Linked DNA regions of Homo sapiens: region 2 is linked to region 1. A link is a contact called in ENCODE Hi-C or POLR2A ChIA-PET data. All regions are on one chromosome and are shown on one strand. Each heading gives the region's core, a stretch centred on a gene start or an enhancer-like site at or near the end of the contact. The rest is flanking DNA. Distances are from core to core; before and after follow the strand shown. Region 1 holds the start of KCNJ2 (potassium inwardly rectifying channel subfamily J member 2). Region 2 has its middle 240 kb from the start of KCNJ2.

The links. Hi-C counts contacts between places; a loop is a spot of excess contacts on that map. ChIA-PET counts read pairs that join two places held with the same protein, here RNA polymerase II (POLR2A). Pooled maps may share reads with other maps.
Region 2: a loop to region 1 is called in a map of PC-3, with 8 times the contacts of the local background. The contact joins the enhancer-like site here to the promoter of KCNJ2 in region 1. A Hi-C loop is called at or near these places in 2 of 168 maps with a recorded cell type or tissue (IMR-90 and PC-3) and 5 of 50 pooled maps. POLR2A ChIA-PET finds 5 or more read pairs at or near these places in 4 of 52 experiments (H1, MCF 10A, PC-3 and 1 more).

The regions. Positions count from the first base shown.
Region 1 is chr17:70,166,090-70,172,861 of GRCh38, reverse strand. KCNJ2 (potassium inwardly rectifying channel subfamily J member 2) reads right to left here and starts at 3,330. Exons shown (of 2, transcript NM_000891.3): 1 at 3,161-3,330. KCNJ2-AS1 (KCNJ2 antisense RNA 1) reads left to right here and starts at 3,460. Exons shown (of 1, transcript NR_036534.1): 1 at 3,460-5,901. RefSeq lists a silencer at 3,275-3,734.
Region 2 is chr17:70,403,328-70,410,099 of GRCh38, reverse strand. No RefSeq gene overlaps it. Among named protein-coding and RNA genes, the nearest start is that of KCNJ2, 240 kb to the right of the region's middle. Within about 2 kb of position 4,264, at least 4 of the 41 ENCODE cell types and tissues checked have a DNase peak (open chromatin) inside an H3K27ac peak, as active enhancers do; they include PC-3, where a contact is called at or near this core.

The DNA.
Region 1 (6,772 bases), core at 2,081-4,580:
TCTCACATTACTAAACAGACAGAGACAGCAACAACACCAAACGCAGGTATACGTTTCAAAAAAAGGAGAAGAACTTCATTCAATGAATGCTTTGTATTTTTGAGTTCTGATTGACTTCAGAACTTTGTATTATAAGCTGACACCAAGAAATTCCCTTTTCATGATTCAAAACAATCCTTCCATGTGAGTTACCATTAGGGGCCATGAGTAGACAGTCTCAAATTTCTTCTGACTTATTTCTGTACTCCTTCCAGATTAAAACATAACAACCATATGAAATCTAAAGACTGAATTATGACTTTCCAAAAATCTTGACCCCAGGACATTTGTTTGAATTCCACAAATCACACAATACCAGCTTCCTATGAATAGCTTTCCACATTTAGAATCTTGAAAGTAGCCTGTATTGAGAGACTATTATTGTCTTATTTCCATTGCTAATAACAGAATTTGTTCCACATGTGGAGCATCATTTAGAAATTTTACCATTTCTTCCTGGAAAGAGAAAAAGAGGAGTTTTGGGCTTTTTTTTTTTTTTTTTTTTTTTTTGGCAAAAAGAAAACTTTTGCCACTTTAAATAGATATGCCCCCAAACAGATTTATGTGTGTATGCAGGTGCACACACATATATGTATGCAGACTTTTTGTGGAGCTGATTACATAGCTAAAGTCTAGAACCTGTCAAGGTTTGATGGGGTAACGGTCTTAATATTTCATGGTAAAAATTGCTTTTACTGTTAACCTGCCCACATGCCTGAGCGACTTTAAGCAAGCAGAAAACTTCCTTGCCCGGTCCTCTCACTAGCAATTACCAATTCGTGAGCAGCTGAGAAAAGCTATCATTAAAAAAACAGGGCTTACATGCAACTTTATTTCAAGCATATATTCAAAATAATGTTTGAGATGCAATCAATGAGGAGTAGATGAGAACACTAAGTGATACAAATCCAGAGAATTGAAATTTGATTTGATGAACAATGTGTAAATCTCCCTTCCAGCCAAAATATTTAAGGGTCTAGATGTAAATTTCATGGACACAAATAATCATTTTTATCCAGGCCATAACCCATGATGTAGAAAGTATTTTTGGGAAATTGAGAGGTTACATGTGGTGCTGTTCATGTTAAGACTATTTATAGGCTGAGCCAAAATTAAGCATAAGCAATGGAAAAAAATAGTTCAGCGTTTTAAACTTAGGTAGATGTTAAAGGAGAAAGAGCTATGGATAAATGTAAGGTCAAGGAGATCACATGGTACAAATGGGGGATCTAAATTGCTTTGACTATATAGGTAATACTTCCAATATGGCTTATAAATAACTAAAAAAAAAAATCAAATGAGAGTAAATGTGTCCTGTAATATGGTCATGGTGTGCAATAAATAAGAAAGTTTCTAAGGATAGGAAATAAAGATAGCAAAAGAAAACGTACTGGGCTGAGAGAGAGGTCTGCTAATGAGTGTTTAGAGCAGCTATTCCCCAGCTGACGCCATATAGAACAGCCTGAGTGTGCTCTGGGCACATGTTGCTATGTGAGCACAACTGCTAGGAAAGCAGCCTCTTAGAAGCTCAATAAACATGAGGGAGGAGGAGGGGGAAGTGGGGAGGGGAGGGGGATACCCATCTATCTACGTGTGAGCCCCCTGTCTAACATTTATACTCAACGACACTTGGCTTGTAGCACTGCTCAGCATTTGCATACGCTGAAAAACAGACATGTTTGGTAAATAAAAATATACACTTAAAAAAATCTGAAACACTTAATCTGTGCAGGTAGCTGTTTTCAATCTTTCAGGCTACGCAAAAGTCATACAAGGACGCTACAGCTAACCAGAGATTCTACAACTCAGGAATCCAAAGGATGTAGAAAGACTGTGTTCTTTTATTTTTTTTAAAAGCAAAATTCACATGAGTTTAGATCAAATATTTCTTATGGAGACCAAGAACATTAAAAAATAAAGTGTCATTAAAATATGAGAGAGGAGGAAGCTAAGTAAAATGGCCTTGACCTTATCCTCACCCTTTCCACCATGCTTCAATTAACATCTCTTACCCCTTCTGAGCACCAGGATTTTTCCAGATAATGGCAAATAGAAATGAAACATTTGGAAGTGAGCAGGAAAACGCTAACAAGTGTACAGATAATGTACAGCAGACACACAACATTGGTTGGCGAGAGGAAATCTGGCAGCCTATTGATTATTAATGTGAAAAGAAAACAAATGATAAAACGCAATATGGTTTCTTTGCATATCCGAGGTTTTCAAATAACACCTTATTTCCTAACAGGTAAAATCTGAATTTATGAAAATCGTCGGAATTCACAGCCTTTTATCCTAGTGATCATCCTATGATATCCTTACCCAGACACAGACATTAAACTGCCCATTCCCTATCCCTATTTTTTTTCCAATTGTCATGATGAATCCACGCTATGATGCAATCTTTTTGCAGAATCAAGTCGTTTTGACTATTTTGCTTTCCTAAAACCACACTGTCTTCAAGCCAGGTATTAATACCATTATTACTGAAAATAACAAATTGGTTAGGGGAGAGTGATATGTAATGTGAAAGTTTTGCGATCCTCAGGCTCAAATCCAACTCGGGCTCCCGCTCTTCTTTCAGGAAGGCAACTTTGAGACACTCACTCTGTTTGAAACTCACAGCTATACTTGAAGCAATGACGAAAAAAAAAAAAAGCCAAGGATCAAGAATAGTGCTGAGTCCCAAGCTTTGCCAAGGTTTAAGACCAGGGCTCAAGACGCACCCCCAAACCCGCAACCACGTTTTCTTTCTTTTTTTCCCCACTTAGAGTGAGAACCGAACACAGACGCTCTCGCCCTTGCCTCCAAACCCAGTATCTCGCTACAGCTGGTGCATTGGAAGTTATGAGCACAAACAGATGCTGCAGAGAAATCTGTTTCTATTGCTCAACTGTTCCAAGCATGTCTCAGTATTTTTAGCTCTGGGGATGTTCTGGTGCGCACACAAACTATATAGGCATGATCTGGGACTCCGGAGTGTGGGTGAGCGCTACAGCAGTGTGACAGCTGGGCACCTCTGGAGCAGCGGGGCAGGGTAGGGTAGGGGACGGCGGCCAGAGTCCATTCCCCAGGACACACCGGCAGCGAGCGAAAAGGAAGAAAACACAGCAGCCCTTACCTGTTGCTGGCGCAGGAGCATGGGGACATGGAGTGGAAGTGGGGGGTACAGAGGCATGTAAGATCCAGTGGTTTGTAAAAAGCGAGTGAGCCAAAGCAAACCAGAATTCCCAAGACCCAGCCCGCCGGCGCCGGGAAGGCTGCGCGCTGGCCAGGGCTCCAGTGCGCTCTGCAATATCCTGGGCTCTTTTGAGGCGGTCCGTGCGACACCGGCTCTCCTGGCCCCGCCCCCGGCCGCTGCCGGCCAATCGCAGCGCGCCTGGCCGCGCGGCCGGCCCCGGGAACCGCGGCGGGGAGGGGAGGATGCTGCGAGGCGTTGCCAGCGGAGGGAACCTGCCGCCGCCTCGTCCCCCTCCACCCTCGGAGCCCGGCCGGGGAGTCGGGCCCGGGCCGGGGAGGAGGAAGTTGCGGCCCAGCTGGGACAGCAGCAGGTGGGAAGCTCCGCGCCCGGCTGTTGCGGCTGCCTGATTGCAGCCTGGCCTTGGGCAAAGCTTCCTACTCCGTCTGGAGCCCCACACACTTCCCGGTTCCCCCGCTCTTGGGCCGCTTGCCCTGCGTGCTCCTCGAGGGGCCTGCGAGGTGCCAGCGCCGGGTAGAGACCTTTGCCGCAGGGGCAGGATTGTTCGTCGGTCCCGGCGCGTCTCCCTCTCCACTCCCTCTCTGCCGGAGCCCCTCGGCCCTTCGAAGCCCCCCGCGGAGGCTGCAGCGCCCGGAGAAGCCACTGAGTCAATGGGGCGAGGGACTGGGGCGGGCGCGCAGAGCCCCCAGGATTGAGACGCGCGCAAGTGCGGCCACTGCAGCGCCGCTTGGCTGTTTGTTCTCCCGACTGTTCGCGAATTACTTACAAGGCGCCTAGGCTTCTCCGAAGGGTGGACGGCTCGTTCCCTCTCGCCTTGTCCGCCCTCAGTCTCTCCACCACCGCCCGGCACGCTTTGCTGATCTAAAATCAGAACAATTAGAGAGTAATGATTTTTTTTGGAATAGCAACTCCTACAGACACTCAGATCTGCCCTCGCTTCAGCGCCTCCCAGCCCTCCTTCCCAGCAGCCAGGCGAGAGCGCGCAGACCCCTAAAAAGCAACTTCAGTGTTAACCGGGTCTGGATCCTGGAACTTTATAAACTAATCCGTGTGTGTGTGTGTGTGTGTGTGTGTAAACCGAAGAGTAAGTGCCTATTATTTCTGAGTACTTCGGTGTCCTAACGAAGCTTTGCTCCTAAAGGACAGGATATATTTTAGGAGTCTTTCTTTCCACTGAGTTTTTTAAATGTTTATTTTCTCGAGCGATCAAATGTGTCTTTTGTGCAGTTTATTTAAACCTCGTAAGGCCTCCTTGAGTCGCTGAACTAATTCAGCAAACTAGCTGGTATTGTGGACGGCGCAGTCGGGGTGGATTTTTGTGTGTAGGAGAGGTGAAACTGACAATTCAAGGAAAGGTTCTGTGCGAGTCCCCACCTCCCATCCTCATATCCACACGTGGCCCCTAGGAGGTGCTGGTGAAATATGCTTGCTTAGGTTTCGCAGATCCGCACTTACTCCTGCCTTAACAAGTGTGCCTTTTTTCTTAGCACTGAGCAAGGTACTTAAATTAAAAGGGTGTGCAAGAGATGATGCACTCGGTGTGGCTGCTCTGATAGCCAAATGGCGATGTGGTCCCAGTTAATGTGTTGAGATTATACTGTTCACCAAGCCCTGTTACGAACTCTGTTGCCATGCACGTGGGAATAATGCCTGCCCCAAGGGAGGTCTTCTTTAACATCTATTTAGTCATGTGTTATTTATAAACAGCTTGAATTAATACTGTAAAATAGACGGATGTCTAAGAATCTAGGCTGTAGCCTAAAGCTAAATGAACCTGAGGGTAGACAAGTTCACTCTGTATTAACCAAAGGATAATGAATGAGTTCACCGCTCAGTTCAATAAGCTTCTTCTGAAATATGCTTCCTCCTGGACTTCTAAGAAACAGGCCAAAAGTTTAATTATCCCTTAAAACATGTTAAGCCTAAATAGAAAAAGGAAATTAATCATTTATAGATTTTCTCTTCTTTATTATGATTCAGTTGGTGCATCTGTAGATGGCTAAGAATTTTCCAAACCACGTGAATTCAGAGAGGCAACACTTTTGTTGTTGTTGTTTTTCCAGGTAATGAGCTCGCTTTGAAAACCAGTCACTCGGAAAGGGATGGCATTTTTATGCAACTTGGATTGAAATGGTTTTGCTTTAGTATTCTACTCTAATTAGAAAGAATACACCACAGGCCGAAATAGTTTCATATGATAGGAAAATCTTTAAAGAAAGGAACACAGAGTTATTAGATTATGGTTGGCTGTATAAATTTAGCTGGGCAGCGGGAGGAAGGTCATAATAAATGTATCCTGCTCTCTCTCATCAATTATCAGCAGCACATCCCCCAACATTCTCTCCTCCCAAAGACTGAAGGATGTGCAGCAAAGCTTAGATCTTGAAGGAGAAGGTTCGGGAAAAATTAATGATTTTAATTAGAACTTTCCAATCTAAGTAGAATCATTACCTTAATTAGCTAAATAAGGAAGTATGAAGGATGAAATTTTGCAAATGAAATTTTGTAAATGTATGGTAGCGTAGAATACCCCCATTGCTTCATTTTAAAAAAAGAAAATATAAATGCATTTTAATTAATAAATGACTTTTCATCATGTCCCTATTAGGAAAATTCTGTGTGCCAATGCTTTCAGTGTTTGATTTAATACATCTTTTGAAGTGATGCGTGATGCAGATTTCTGTATTCAGAGTCTATCTTTTTTGGCTGAATCAGGCCTTATTTAGCAAAAATCCCCATTAGTCTTGGACACGAATGCAATTGGGTGTTGGGATCCATCTGTGGATTAAATTTTTCCAAGGAAATGACAATTATGCTCTTACTGATTCTCTCCACGGTAACCACCTATAATATTAGAGCCAAATATTAGTCACAATCTGGATCTGCAGTCAGATTGTGAATAGCTGTGTGACGCAGAAGGTGATTGTTTCACTAGAAGCACAGATCTTTCCTTTGCATTTATATAAAGATCCCCAACAATTAGACATACTTTCAGACTTACATTAACCATGTATATGCAGTTCAAATTCACAATGGTAAAACATCAAACGCTCCTGGCATTTGTATCCACTGGATATTAAAAACCACTTTCTAATCTTCAAAGTAATCATCATTAGCAATAAATAGTAAATAAATCATTGTCAGATTGCCCGGAAATGTAGACAGGCTGAGTTTGCAATCTGCTGCTATGAGAACAAGCCACTTACTGTGGTATTTTAAGGCACTGTATGTAATCTTATTTATTGGAAAACAGTTTTGGCCTTTAGTTTCACTTACTGCATTGATAATATTTAATCTTCATATTTTTAAATTCAGTGAACGTATTTGTTGAAATAACTACGTTGTACTTTGGCTATATGCTAGGTGAGATGAAAGACAGAAGTGTCCTAGCGGGAGTAATTCCTCTTCTTAAGAGTTCAAAATGTCTAACTGAGAAGATGAACAAGGCAGAAGTGAAACATTTAAATGATTAAACAACAATATAAGGCAGCTTATGATTATGCACTAAAATGGATCAAGCAACAAATAAAACGA
Region 2 (6,772 bases), core at 3,015-5,514, 240 kb before region 1:
AGCGTAAAGCACCTGCTTCATTGTGCTTAATAAACAAAACTAGAGTGCTATTAAAGTGCGTTCATTTTAATTGTGATTGAGTGAACATGATCTGCTGTGGTATTTGCCTTTGTATAAAAATTTCTCCTTGTAATGATACTTAATCATTTTGGCATACAACATTTCAGGGGACATTAAATTACCATGGTGGAAGATTGACAATGGCCCCTGAGTCATCCAAACAAGAATTGGAAAATATTTTTCAAGCTACCTTTTCATTCTGCTAATTAAATAGAATTATAATAATCTTCTGCTATAATATATAAAACCCACTAAAGGTGAGTGAGTTAAATTTCTCCTGTAATTATATGAACTTCAAAGACCAATACATCCCTGGTAATAAGTGGTTTTGTGACTCCAAGATACATGAGCCATGGTAAAGAAAAGAAATGAATAATGTTTTAATCCGTATGACATTATTAATTTTAAGATTAAAGAGTGGAATGTTATTTCAAAAGGTCATCATAATTCCATTGTACAGATGAGATCTGAAACTCTTGTCTGCTAACCACATATATAGAATACTGTTTATTTCATATATGACAAATGATATTATATAGCAGCACAGTAAAACACTCACATATAAAAAATCTACTTAGAACACATCATTTAAAGCTCAATATTTGTTTGCGTCTCCAGAGACTATATATAGAGTATTAAATTTTATAACTAATTCGTCTGATATATTCTGAGGTTTTCGAAGCCTTAATAGAAAAATTACAGTTAAATCCCATCTAGTTGGATCTTCCTAATTATGAAATTATAAAAATTTAGAAAAGATAAGCTAAAATTTACATTTGTGCTATATATGGAGGGGAAACTTTTCAATGGAAGTTAGGATAAAGATGGCAGGGAAATGTTTAACCTCTTTAACAAAGACTTCTTAATTTTTAAAGTTTGTGTTAATAACATTTTTTTCCTATCCATGCCAACAGCAAATGCAGTGTTAAAATCATTCTCACCTAAAAGCAGTTTTGGCATATAACACTATAAGCAATAACTGTATATGTTTAATAATATATAGTTAGAAATTACTTCATATTTTTGAAAATGACAGAAATATACAAATACACACAGAGTTTAAAACATACAAGTCAGCACTTTCAAGCACGATTTTTATTTCAAATCTTATGTTTAATTAGAAGTATATTTTTATTTTGTGGCTCAGTCTAATTTATCTATATCCAGGAGAATGAAAAAAGATTAGGAGAATGATCTCCAGACAAAAATCAGATTGCCTGAGTTTGAATCCTGACTCTGACACTAGCTAGCAATTTCACATTAAGCATGTTACTTAGTCTCTCTGGAACTCACCTTTCTAGTTCATAAAATAAAGATAATAATAATACCTACTTCATAGTGTTCCTATGAGGATTACATGAATATAGGGACAGCCTTAGAACAGGGGCTGAAGCATAATAAGATGTGTATTTGCTACTGTTATTAACTACTGGTAGTAAGCATTAAGGAAAAAAAAGAAAACAAAGTGAGAAGGAAGGCAGAGAAGATGGAAAGGAGGGAGAGAAGGAAAAAGAAAACAGCCTTCCTTTGAGTCATGACATTAAGAAAGGCCTAGAGGAAGATCTACACGTACTGGTGCCAGGATCAATATATTTTGTTGGAATCAGTCTCAATTTTCCATTTTATTTTGCTCTTGCAAAATAAGTCCAAGTTTCCATAAGGTGTGTTGAACTTCTGAGGAGAGCAAATTAAAAGGGTCTGCTGGATTCTGCTTTTGAATGTAATGTGTTTATTAAATCAGAGCAACAGTGCATGAAACATACTAATAGGGCTGTCAGATATAAAGAGATTATGGCTTTGATCAACCACCAGAAGATATATCTAAAACAGTGTGTATGTGTGTATGTGTGTGTGTGTGTGTGTGTGTGTGTGTGTGTGTGTGTGTGTGTGTTGCATCTATGTTCTCCTTCTTGGATCCTCTCTCAGGAAATAAAGGCTACATCAGAGGGACATGCGGCAGGGCTAAGGGATAGGGCTCTGGCCAAAGATAGAACAAAACGTATTGGTACGCACATGGATTGAACTTGCTGCCTTACAGTCATTGACATGTTCTTCCATCCAATGGAGCTAGACAGCCACGAGGCAATAAAATCCTAATCTGAGTTGCTTTAACTTATTTTGTATTTAGGTTGGTTCAAAAGTAATTGCGTTTTTTGCAATTAAAAGTATTGCAAAAACCGCAATTACTTTCATTTTCTTCCATTAAACTACATCAGTAGAAACAATTTCATAGTAGCTCATCTCAAAATATGAAGCATGTTCTTCATATACATTTGACTTATTAATCATCCTTTCACCAGAATTTAGATCACACGACATGTATGTGGTAACTCAAATGTTATTACAATGACATAAGCTATTGCTTAATGTGGGGTACTTTGTGTTAATACAGCTCTTAATAAATAGAAATAAAGAAGCAGATATCCAGACAGATTGAATAGAAAAGCCCTGAACACAAGCATAATTTACTTGTTCTGCTTTCATTTTGCAGACACATTTTCCTGTCCAGTGGCAGAAATGTAAATTATAAAGCCTCCACACAAAAATTTGTGTAGGGTTTCCTATAGTCTTAGTTTTATAAATAAACAGATGTCCAAGAGAGTCAAATCTTCTTTAGGCTTCTTTAGCAACAATTTCAATGAGAAACTACTTATAAGAGCCAATAAAGAAAAACTGAATAACAAATGGGGATTGCCCCTCTTTCTCTGACTTCTTTAACATTTTTCTCTTCCTTCTATCATTTTTTGAATATATATTTAATTCTCTACCTCCCATATGGATAAATGAAATTCAACATATTTTATAGATGATAACTACTGGGTAACTAAAGTATATAAATATTTTCACCAAATATATGTTTTTATTATTATTATCCTTCACCCAAGTACAGGGAACACATAGGTTCACTACCCCAGTGGGAGAGCATTAGATTTGCTGCTGAACCTTTCCCAAACATTCTGTGGCATTCAAGTGTGTGAGTAAGAAAAAAAAACTGGGGTACCTGGCAATATAATTGGTAAATGCTCATAATCAGCCTGCCATTTCATTTTTATCTTGAGAAAACAAACAAGCAAGTGAAAATCTCTCTCGTCCTTTCCTATTTAATTTGTTTTTATTTTTCTGCTTCTCTGCCAGTATACAATCAAGGACTTAATATTTTGGAAATGGTTCAAAATTCATCTACCCAAATATAGGTTAAGAAATGGTCCAAAATTTATGCATTCAAGAAAAGGCTTATGTATGCCCATAAAGTATGCCTTTAATCTAGGCTTATTTAAGTTTCTGGTGATGCAAATAGCACTTCAGAGAAAAATGGGCAAATGCAACATGTCATTCTGGTTGCAGAAATTAGAAAACTTTAATAAGGATTCTTTATCTAGTGTCAGCAAACCTCCATATCTGAGAGAATTTGAAGGACAAAAATATTGTCACTTGTCCAAGAAGAGAAGTCAGATTACTGTTTTATTCAAACACTTATATAATGTAACTGCATAAAATCTGTTGCCTGAATAAACTCCTCAGTTAGGTATTAGACTGTTATGTACAAAAAATTCTGTAAAGTTTACATAATCGCAAGAGAGCTGTGTAGATGTCACATAGGCCTTGATTATATTTGTCAGCAAGTTCATTTCCTCCAAATTTTTATTTTTTGGAAATTAAGGTACAAAACTTGATTTTTAAAAAATTATCTTGATGGTCAAGAAAAAAGAGTTTGGGATAGATAAAAGCGATGAGAGTAATTCTTAATACCAATGATTCCTGGACACCCTTTGGGGAAAATACTTGACATAGTTGACGAATAACATTAACGACACCCCCACTTCAAAGGACAGAGAATGTCACTAGCAGCTTTATTTTGCTGTGCACTGTTCTTTGAGAGTATTGGTTGCTTACTGATCCAAATTGCCTCTGTGTTGCTGTTATTAAGCTCTACAAGGAATGACTCATAATAGCTCCTTATCTAATGCTGTCCTACTGGGGTAATGAAGAGTTCAGTTCCAACCAATGGATCATGTTAAATTATTGTTTTCTTGGATATTGGGGCTACACTTTGCATAACAGGGTAGAAAGCCACTTTAAAAGCCATTAAACCAACTCATTCTCTGTTTCACTTGGAGCCTGAGTCATGATGCACCCTGTTGACTCATCCTTTACCAAGGGTTCAGCTTTAAGAAATGGCTAGTGGCCAAAAGAACATATTTCTGCAAAAGGGATGGTGTATCTGTGGTTTGCAAATTCCTAGGGCAGATCATATGATTCTAGGTTTAATATTTACTTTAGAGTAAAATTCTGTGATTCTTTCCCTCTGATTCAACTTTTTAAAGGACTGGGTCTACTTTTGTGTCTTTACCTCTGGGCCCTGGGTAAACAGAACTCTGTTTTACAAAGTTACCCAAAAAGTTCAATGAATAAATAAATAATGCTTCCTGAAGAAGCCACAGCTTAGAGGTCTATTAGGCAATAATGTAACCACTGGGCACATGTGACATAAGCAGACAGATGGACATGCAAACCAGCGAGCTCAAAATAAAACCAACTAATGAAAATAAATTCCTGAGTGTGTGAAGGGGCATTTTAGCTTCTTATTTCTCAGGTTAGTTTTCTAGAAAAATATATTAAATGCAACTGGAACCAGGGAAGCAATTTTTCTTTCAAATAAGGTGGAATTCAAGCAATGTTATGAAACCTTATCTGCATTTTGGCAGCACCTACAGAACCTTATATAATATTAATACCTGAGTCCCAGCTTCAGAGAGTCTTATATATTTGGTCTAGCATGCAATACGGGCATCAGGGGTTCTAAAATTTCCCCAGGTATTCCAACAGGCAGCCAAGGAAGAGAGCTACTGAAATAGTGAAGGGAAGAGAATATAAAACAGCAGGCAGAGAGAAAATAGATTGTGGAACTCACGGATTTAAGAAAAACATTTGTAATAACAAAAGCAAAACAACCTGGAACTAAGCCACATGTCATGTGAACAACGGGACTAATCAACTGTGTTATATTCATAATTCATAACCATGCCTTGTAGTTCAGTGGTGAAAAAACGAATGGTCTCCACCTATATAAACCTACATCAATGCATCTTACAAACATAAGGTTGATTGGGGGGAAAAAACACTTCAGGAGAAAACATTTTAAATGTTGTCATTTATGCAGTGTTCAAAATGTGCAAAATATCTGTTTTAGGAACACATTCATTTATTTTCAAGGTATTAAGGAAAGTGAGGGGCTCATGAATACAAAATTTAGGGTAGTAGTTACCTTTTGGAGAAGAATACTTGGGGGCTTCAACACGCTTGGTAATATTCTATGTTTTAAGTCGGGTAGTAAATATAATTTTTAAAGGGAAAATGTATCTATAAAACTTGTAATAATTCCTTTGTGATTTCTTTCATTTATTTCACCTTAAGAGCCTGTGACTCACAAAAGCACGAGTTAACCTAACAGAATGAAGATGTGTTAGTACAGTTTGAAGGTGTGACTGTAAACAGGGAAAGAAAATCAAAATGTTATATAAGGTGAGAGAATATGAACTAAAATGTAGCTCTCAGGAATTCTTCAGGAGTACTTGTCTCTGAAATTATTGGGGCAGAGGGTACAGAGAGACAAAGAGCAAGGAGAAGGGACAGAGAAAAGGAGAGAGCAAGGGGAGAAGAAGATTGAGTTTGCCTCATTTAAGCTGAAAATGAGGGAAAATCATTTTCAAGCTGAAAATACATTTCAACTCTTGAGTGACTGAATATAGTAGTCTTTGGACTTTGTAGTTAAGCGTTAGAGAGCCTGGGTGCAGATTTAACCTCTCCACGTCCTAGGTTTTCTTGCATGTTAAATGGCAATAATAATAGTCAAAAATGCAAAGCACTTGGACTAACACAGATAGATGTCCAATAAATGTTGGCTATTATTTTGTTTTTGCCATTCAGATGCCATTTGGCTCCATATCTTCTTACTCTTGTATCTTCGGTTTCTCCTAGGCCTACCTGGATGGAAAACTGAGAACCTATTGGTTTTGCCGAGAACTCTTCATTGAATATATTGTATGAGCATAGAGAAGGGTTTGCCATTGTATACCCCAAAGCACCAACTTAAACATTCTTAGCTATATTGCCCATTGAGCTTCCTTAATAATTCTACTATGGTAGGCATTACCCAGATTCTTTGACACCTGTCTTTTCTAGATAGGTCCTTTATTACACGTAACTTGTTCCCTTACAATGCCTACACCCAAAACATGCAAAGAAAATGGAATCAATGCATTCTATAAAGTAGACAATCAGTGTGGTCCTTGGACTAGCAGCATCAGCATCACCTAGGAGCTTTTTTGAAATGTAGACTCAGGCCTACTACAGCTATACTCAATCAGAATGTGCATTTTAAGAAATCCCCAAGTGTTTTCCATATACTGCAACGTTTGTCTTCACCATAAAATAGGATGGCCACACAGGAAAAGGAAGCACCATTACTCTCCTTTGAAGATTTCTCAGCTACTTTTTTTTTTTTTTTTTTTTACTTTAACGTACAATTGCAGTCTTAGTCACAACTCTAGATAACTTATCAAAACACTTTTTCTATAAAAATATAACAATAATATTCTTCACAAGAGGAATTCTGAAAAATAAAATTCTATCTGATATTCACCATTATTCGATAAATGAGAATTCTAAAAAATAAATTTCTATCTGATATTTATCATTATTTGATAAACCC